2 separate regions of the Homo sapiens genome follow, and region 1 is linked to region 2. A link is a contact called in ENCODE Hi-C or POLR2A ChIA-PET data. All regions are on one chromosome and are shown on one strand. Each heading gives the region's core, a stretch centred on a gene start or an enhancer-like site at or near the end of the contact. The rest is flanking DNA. Distances are from core to core; before and after follow the strand shown. Region 1 has its middle 92 kb from the start of LINC01812. Region 2 has its middle 46 kb from the start of LINC01812.

Region 1 (4,048 bases), core at 980-3,479, 46 kb after region 2:
CAGCTTTCAGATTAGGAGTTTGTCACTCTTGACAGAGCAACAGCCAGCAATGTCATTGAGGCTTTGAGGCACTAGGGTAGAAAAGAGAAAGTGGTATTAAATATAAACCCAAAAAGTATGTAGAACAATGCATAAATCACATTATATAAAGAGAAGCCATTACTCTATCTAACCCACTTTCTCTATGCATTGGGCCTATTTGCAGTCAATTTTCAGTTAATTTTGCTTTCTAGGCAAATCTTTGTAAAGGGCCTGAGGTCAGGGTTATTTTCTCTGACTCCAAGGCAGGTAGGGAGGGTCTGCAGCCACCCACTACCTTCTCAGTGACCCTTGCTGTTGGTCTCCATGAAAAAGTCCTCCTTTCCTCCCCGATCAGCCAAAGTCTATTCTGAGCTTCCCCTTTTCACTGAAAATTCAGAAGGCTGCCTCCCTGTCTCTCAGTCTATTTCAGTTATATTTCTCAAGGCAAAACCGGGTTAATTACCCAGAAAGTTGGCCGTCATTTAAGGGCCCGATTTACTTAGACCCAGAAGCCACATATGTGATAGATTCAGCACAAGTTCCCAGGGCAGCCTCCCTGATCCCCAACCCACGCATGGTAGGATGACCCAGTTTTTCCGCCTCTAAAATGCAAAAGGTGTAGTCTGGCCACAAACAAGGGCCCAGGTGCCTTCTGGGCAGGTATCCCCCGACTGTAAGCCAAGTAGAGAACTGTAAAAAGGCAAGCACTAGCCCCCAGCCACGGCCAAGGAAGGAGAAAATGGTGAAACTACAGTAGCTGTGCAAGCCCATGTGCCCATGTGGGTTGGAGCAGAACAAGGTCTCCAGCTGTCTGAGTGTTCCAGGAGAAAGCGCAGTGTGAAAGTGCACACTCTTTACCATGCATGGCCTAGCTCAAGGATGTCTTTTCCTTGACACTGTCTCTGCCAACTCCTTCTTCCTTTTTCTCCTGTGAGCACATAGCAGGTACGGTCTATACTGCGTGACACCTTGTCTTGTTCTACTATTTAACTCTTTTTGTGTCTAGACCTGAACTCTATGATGAACTATTTAAAAAGAGGTATATTTGTGATACCACTCTGCATTCCACACAGGGCTAACACTGAGCCCTGAGTGTATGTGCAGCCCAGTTCACATCTATGAAAGGAAGAGAGGAAAGAAGCTGTCCATCAACATACAAAAGTCAAACTCAGCCACAGAGGGAAATTCCACTACATAAAGGATACAGTCAGAGGATAAAAAAGTGGCACACATTGATCAATTAACAGTTTATAAAATGGGGTTTTCAGGCCAGGTGCCATGGCTCATGCCTATAATCCCAGCACTTTGGCAGGCTGAGACAGGCAGATCACTTGAGGTCAGGAGTTTAAGACCAGCCTGGCCAACATGGTGAAACCCCATCTCTACTAAAAATACAAAAATTAGCCGGGTGTGGTGGCACACACCTGTAATCCCAGCTACTGGGGAGGCTGAAGCAGGAGAATTGCTTGAACCTGGGAGGCAGAGTTTGCAGTGAGCTGAGATCGCGCACTGCACTACAGACGGGGCAACAGAGCCAGACTCCGTCTCAAAAAAAAAAACAAAAATGATTGGATTTTTAAGCTGACATTCCAAGTTCCCGGTCACAATAACCTGAAGTGAAATGGTGATACAATTTCTTCACAATCTTGTGATTCAGCCTTAATACATTCTTAAAATACTTATTTGGGTCTATTCATAACAACAATAAAAACCTATTACGACAGGAAATATATCCCCTAAAATATATTCTGATACTTGACAAAAAAAAAACACACACACACACACATTTGTCTTCCAATAATGCCAGAGGCCACTGGTTTGTAGTCAATTCAGAAAGAAGTCATTCATGAGGAATGTTTTTGGCTTCCAAAAACATTCAAAAAAATCAGAACAATGGAATCTCCTTTGGCAAATATGAGACATGAGACTATTTCCTCAGGGCAATCCAGATGTATCTCTGAGGACTCAGCTCCATAGGAATCAACATGATCTCCAGAGAATGGTGCAGGTCAGCTGGGGCTGTCCTCTCTCCACTACCACCCAGGCTTGAGCTCCCTTTCCCTTGCTCCTGGTCACTCTACTAACTTCCCAACTGGGCTCCTCTACATCTCCAAAGGAAGGTACTTTCTTACCTTTGCTCCAGTCAAGCTGAAATATTCACAGTTCCCTAGATAGGCCCTGACCCTCTCTGGGTTAATGACTGTGCTCAGTCTATTTTCTCTTCCTATAATGCTTTCTTCTCTTCCCCCCTACAATATTCCACTCCAGTCCATGATCCCATTCTTCCAACATGAGTCATTTCCTCAGGAAGACATTCCTGATCATTTCAAAATCTCCTCAGATGTGTCTCTCTCCTCCACCATATTTTTTTTTTTTTTTTTAGGCGGAGTTTCCTTCTTATTACCCAGGCTGGAGTGCAGTGGTACGATCTTGGCTCACTGCAACCTCCACCTCCCCGGTTCAAGCAATTCTCCTGCCTCAGCCTCCCGAGTAGCTGGGATTACACGGACCTGTCGCCGTGCCCAGATAATTTTTTTGTATTTTTAGTAGAGACGGGGTTTCGCCATGTTGGCCAGGCTGGTCTCGAACTCCTAACCTCAGGTGATCTGCTCGCCTCAGCCTCCCAAAGTGCTGGGATTATAGGCATGAGCCATCGCATCTGGCCTCCTCCACCATTATTTCTTTATCCATGGCACTTAGAGCATTAGACTTGAATGAGAAAGTAATCAGAGCTATCTATTTTCTTTATCGTTATGACACTTGGTACCTAACACTATGGCTACATAAAGAGCTGATCAAGAAATATTTATGAATGAATCCTTCTATTAGGTCTGAACTGTATCCTTCTATAAGGTATGAACAGGCTGAGAGGTCTTGGAAGTGGAAGAAATAAAATGGGATTCCATCTCCAGACTTGAATTCTTCTCCCAGAGGCAGAACACCAGAATTGATGGGAGCCAGGCACAGTGGCTCAGGCATGTAATCTCATCACTTTGAGAGGCCAAGGAGGGAGGATCGCTTGAGCCCAGGAGTTTGAGACAAGCCTGGGCAACATAGCCAAGACTCCATCTTTACCAAAAATAACAAATTAGCTAGACTCAGTGGTATGCGCCTGTAGTCCCAGCTACTTGGCAGGCTGAGGCAGGAGGATCTCTTGAGCCCAGAAGTTGGAGACTGCAGTGAGCCACCATTGGGCCACTGCACTCCAGCCTGGGTGGCAGAGTCAGACCCTGTCTCAAGAGCACAAAACGGCTGATCTGATGAAGCACATAGTCTTATTTCATGCCTCAGTGAAGACCAGAATGATTGGCTGTGCCCAAAAGAAGGGCACAGAGTCCCTCAAGAGGGGTGAATTTAGCTTCTCCAGAAGGGCACCTAGAGCAACAGAGACTTTCCCTCTGGGCAGCAGAAAAATGTCCACAATGCCATCATATGGTATAGAAATGTACTGGGCTTCTGTTGTTTTTGCCAGAACATGTTCATTTCTCCCCTTTTCTCCCCCCATCACATGGTTCAGGTTCAACCATTGTCTCCCTCCCTGAGTAAAGAAAAAAATTATTCATGACACTTTTTAAAGAATGGTAAGGGAGACTTTACTGAGGGAAACTATCAAGATAGTTATAAGGACTACTGCAATGGGGCCTTGCAGTGGGGAGAGAAATTGGGCTCAACTCTGAATACAATGAGGAAAAGTAGAAATTTCTAGCCAGTTGGGGGCAGGGGGACGGTGTGGATGGATGAAAAATTACTAAGAGGAAACATCGGGGGTGAGAGGTGATTCTGCCTAAACCAAACTAACAAGATTATTGCTGAAGGCTGCCTAGGGGAGGGTGGGAGTGAAGAATTTGGTGAGATATTTGGCAATCAGATACTAAAGGTGGGGGATTCTGGCTAAATCAGCTTAACAAAATTCTTGTCAAAATTGGGTGATACAAAGACAGACATGAAAGTACAAAAGTCAAGGCCTGGTTGGGAAGAAGAAAATTCAGAGGATTCTGACTAAAGTTTGGTCAAGTAAAGACTCTTT
Region 2 (4,008 bases), core at 1,382-3,881:
CCACCTGATTTTACTGCCCAGCTCCTGGCCATCTGGGCTGGTAACCTTGGCAGGCTGACCCCTAAGAGAAATTTAAACCCTACCAGTGGCATTGTTACAATAGGCCTCAAAGGGGAATGGAGTTCCCCAACAAAACAGTTCCAGTTGTTAGTTTATGTCTCTTCAATAGTTGAAATGGCTACCAAACTGATAAATAGCAGAAAATTGTTTTTGTTTCCTATCTTCCAAATCACAAGAACACACTTCAAGGATCACAACCCACTGTCTTCAAATTCCACTCTGAAAAGAAAAGCATTTTCTCTTTTAAGAAGAAATGTTAGAAAAGAGAAAATGCAGTTTATCAAACATTTAAGAGCATGGCTTTGGATTAAAGAGACCTGAGGTTCAAGTTCTTCTTCTGCCACCTCCTAGCTGTGTGACTTCTGGTAACTCACTGCCTTCTCTGAGCCTTAGTTTCCTCATCCACACAATAAGGATAACCGTCGCTACCTTGCTGGTCCCTAGTGAAAATTAAATGAGATCAAGAGACTTAGTACAGCACCTGACATATCTACACTCATTAAGTGTGGTTGGTGTGGCTTCTGTTGCCAATTCTCTAAGTGGGAAAACAGGATAAATTGCAACTCATTCAGTGTCCCAGAGAGTTTGCCACTGAACAAGCAGCAATTTCAAAGTTCTAATTTCTTTTTCTTTGCTCTCTGAATAGCTCAGAAGGGATGGATAGGCTGTGAAAAATGTTCTCAGGCTGGTCAGTTTGAGATATTTCATTTCACGAATCTGTCTGTGAAAACTGCCAGCTCATTTCATTGATCAATGGCCATCCAGTGTTGGAGTTTAAGTTATTACCACCCTAAACTAAGGCTGAAAGAGATCCTTAGGAGTAAGAAGCTCCGAAAGGTACTCGTGGCTTCTTCAGAGACATAGCTAGGCTCCACAATCAAGCTTCAATCCGTTTTATGTGCAATTTGCATTTGTACACGAACAACTTTTTCTCATGCTGGAATTTTCTCCACCAGCTTGTGGATGGACTTTTGTAGCTGCCTCAGATGATATTTTCTAGCTTTCTGTGTATGCATTTGCAGCTGTCCTGTCTCCCCTTCAAAGCACCCTGGCTTTTCAAATGTAAGCAGATCTAAGTGGACACTGTCAATCAATCAATCAATTGATTAAATATATATCAAGTACCTACTTGGTACAGTGTCAGGACTCTCAACATGGGCAAACATAAAGAAGAAAACACATTATGTGGTCTTAAAGACTTGAAGTAACTAACAACAACACAGGTGAGTGGATCCTAATGAGGTAGCTCAAATAGTTAAGTGTCAAAAATTACTAGAAAGGAGATGGTCACTTCTGAGTTTAGGGATCTCAAAAATAATGTTAAGCAATTCCCACCCCATCCTCATCACCATTCCTCTGACAGAATTAAGAACAGAACTGTGCACGAAGTGGGTGCCTCATAAATGCTGACAAATAAATGCTAACACATGTATTACATGTAGGACATGTTCTTGAATTGACGTTATTTCTTTCAGAAAATCTCCTCCTTGCAAGTAGCTTAGATGCTGATTCCTCACAACTTATGAGATTTAGCACAGCAGATTTTACATGGTAGAAATGTCACAGCGTTGGAGAAGGATGGGGTCACACAGACAGAGGTTAGGCTTCCAGCTTTGCCGCCTATTAGTTATAAAGTCTGAGCAAGTTACTTAACCTGAGTCTGTGTCTTCCCCTGAAAAACAGGAGTAAAGCCATCTCTTCTGCAAGATTTTTGTCAAGATTAGAAATAGTGTAAATAAAGCATGCAGTGACACATAAAAGTGCTAAATAAACTGTATCCATTCCCATTACTCTGTTCAACAAAAATCGTCCAGCTCACTCTCCTCATCTCCCTTCCATGGTGGAATAAGTTCCTGACTCTGCTGTACAGGACCCTCAGCTCACAAGACACCCACAATAGCAAACAAAGCTCAAAACTCTGCTTCTCTTTATTTCATCTTACATTCTCAAGAGGAAAAAGATAAAACACAACAACAGGCATTAAGAAACTAGGAGAAACTGACCAAACTAAAACCTCCCCCTGGATGCTCCATAGATCCCTGTTCTCTTAGAAACTTCCCTGACAAAGTTTGCATCTATGCTCATCTTTGAGTTTGCTTCACCCACCTTTGACCTATGGCTAGCCATATGGCCTCTTTATAAATGATTCTATGTAGAAGAAATTATCTTGAAGAGATTCTATTTTCCCATTAATAATGATTCACCAAGACCAATTGCACCAAAAAATCAATAGAACCCACAGATTCTATCATCAGGAGAGTGGGAAGAAGCAAATCTCTTCCATTCATTCACATCAAGTCACCCTCATTCCCAGATTGTACATCTCTGCGATTTTTCTCAGTTCCAACAGATTTTGTGGGGGCTGAAGTGACAGGAAAAGCAAGCTTGTTACACCACAAATCACACAGACGCTACTGGTAAGGGCAGAAGTGTGGAGGCACACACTAAAAGAAGCATTTCTTTCTCATTCATCATTTAACCAGCTCTCTGGGTTGCTGTTTCAGGGCCAGGAAAACACCAGATCCAGTGAGAGACAGAAAGTCCCACTTTCTCGAAATGGAACTTGGACAAAGTTCTGTGAGGCCCAGGGAAAGTAAGGCCAACGCAGCGTGGCCAAGGTTCTGATGAACCATAAAGGAGAGGAAATGGCACTTTCCTCTGAGTCATGCAGAAACGATTTACTCTCCAGCCTTCTAACCATTAATGGTCTGAAAACGTGGGGCAACTGACCTCCAGAGCCGCCCTGCTCCCACAGCATAGCCCGCAGTCCTGCGCCAAGCTGACATGGAAATCAGATCAAGAGTGAACCTGAGGTAGTGGCACTCTACCCTAACTGTTGACAGATGGAGAATGGAAGCCACATAAATGCTCTCTCTTGTGTCAGCACTATAAAAACGCCGGACTGACCCATGAAAGATGGAGATGGAAGCTCGAGCAGCCATTAGGAGCCATGCCTTACTCTGAGCAATAACTCACTCCCATCGTATTATGAAAATGGTTTTATTGCAGTGGATTACCTTTTCCCCCCTCTGCAAAAATTACTGCTTATCAGCATCACAGAAATCAAGCTAAAACCTCCCCACCTTTTCTTACTTCTAATACAATCCCTCCCTCTGGCCAGGAACTTAATAAAATGGAACATTTCATTATTCCGGTTTGCATACCTCTTTTGAAGCTGAAACTGTCATCTCAAGTGAGCACTCTGAAGTGGCCGGTGTGAGGGTAATTTGATTGCCTCTTGTTTTTTCTCAGACACATCTGAATGCCTGAGAAGCCACTCAGTGTCCAGGTCTCTTGCTAAACCAGATTTGGGAGTTGCAAGGGGAAGGAAATCATTCAAAAGCAGCATTTTCTGATTCTTTCAAAATAGTTTGGATATAGCTTTTTCATGAGCTATTAACTGCCTGTCAGATTCCTTAAGAGGGGAAAACAAAACCAGGTGTATTGAGAATGTGTATAGTCTCAAATAGCTCAACTCAGTAAGGCCCCTTTTTTTCTATGGCCCATATGTGTTTCCCATCAATGAACCTGAGCAGTGGGAATCACCAAATTGAGACTATTGTCTCCTACAGTGGAGGCATCTGAAATCTTCCATTGTATTCAGACAATTTAGCCTGTTGTAGATTAATGCACCCAGTTGGAATCCTTGGTGTTAATACTCTTACCTGGTATGTGAAACCTTTATTAATATGCAGAATCTCAGGCCCCACCCTAGACCTCCTGAATCAGAATCTGCATTTCCACCAGATTGCCAGGTCATTTGTAAACAAAAAGTTCAAGAAGCACTGGTTTGTACCACAGAAGCAGTATATATTGACCTACATTCTGACTGCCCAGTTTATCTGGCTAGTCACCAGTTGGGTAAATCACCACATTACACGCTACTACAGACGCAACAACCAGTAAGATTTGGTCCCCTACCTTTGGAGAGTTCAGCATCTGGAAGGA

Evidence for each region. Hi-C counts contacts between places; a loop is a spot of excess contacts on that map. ChIA-PET counts read pairs that join two places held with the same protein, here RNA polymerase II (POLR2A). Pooled maps may share reads with other maps.
Region 1: a map of endothelial cell of umbilical vein shows a loop between it and region 2 (10-fold over the local background). The contact joins two enhancer-like sites. A Hi-C loop is called at or near these places in 5 of 168 maps with a recorded cell type or tissue (aorta, ascending aorta, endothelial cell of umbilical vein and 1 more) and 7 of 50 pooled maps. POLR2A ChIA-PET finds 5 or more read pairs at or near these places in 5 of 52 experiments (AG04449, BJ, MCF 10A and 2 more).

Annotation. Positions count from the first base shown.
Region 1 is chr2:67,915,587-67,919,634 of GRCh38, forward strand. No RefSeq gene overlaps it. Among named protein-coding and RNA genes, the nearest start is that of LINC01812, 92 kb to the left of the region's middle. Within about 2 kb of position 2,230, at least 5 of the 41 ENCODE cell types and tissues checked have a DNase peak (open chromatin) inside an H3K27ac peak, as active enhancers do; they include ascending aorta and endothelial cell of umbilical vein, where a contact is called at or near this core.
Region 2 is chr2:67,869,385-67,873,392 of GRCh38, forward strand. No RefSeq gene overlaps it. Among named protein-coding and RNA genes, the nearest start is that of LINC01812, 46 kb to the left of the region's middle. Within about 2 kb of position 2,632, at least 5 of the 41 ENCODE cell types and tissues checked have a DNase peak (open chromatin) inside an H3K27ac peak, as active enhancers do; they include ascending aorta and endothelial cell of umbilical vein, where a contact is called at or near this core.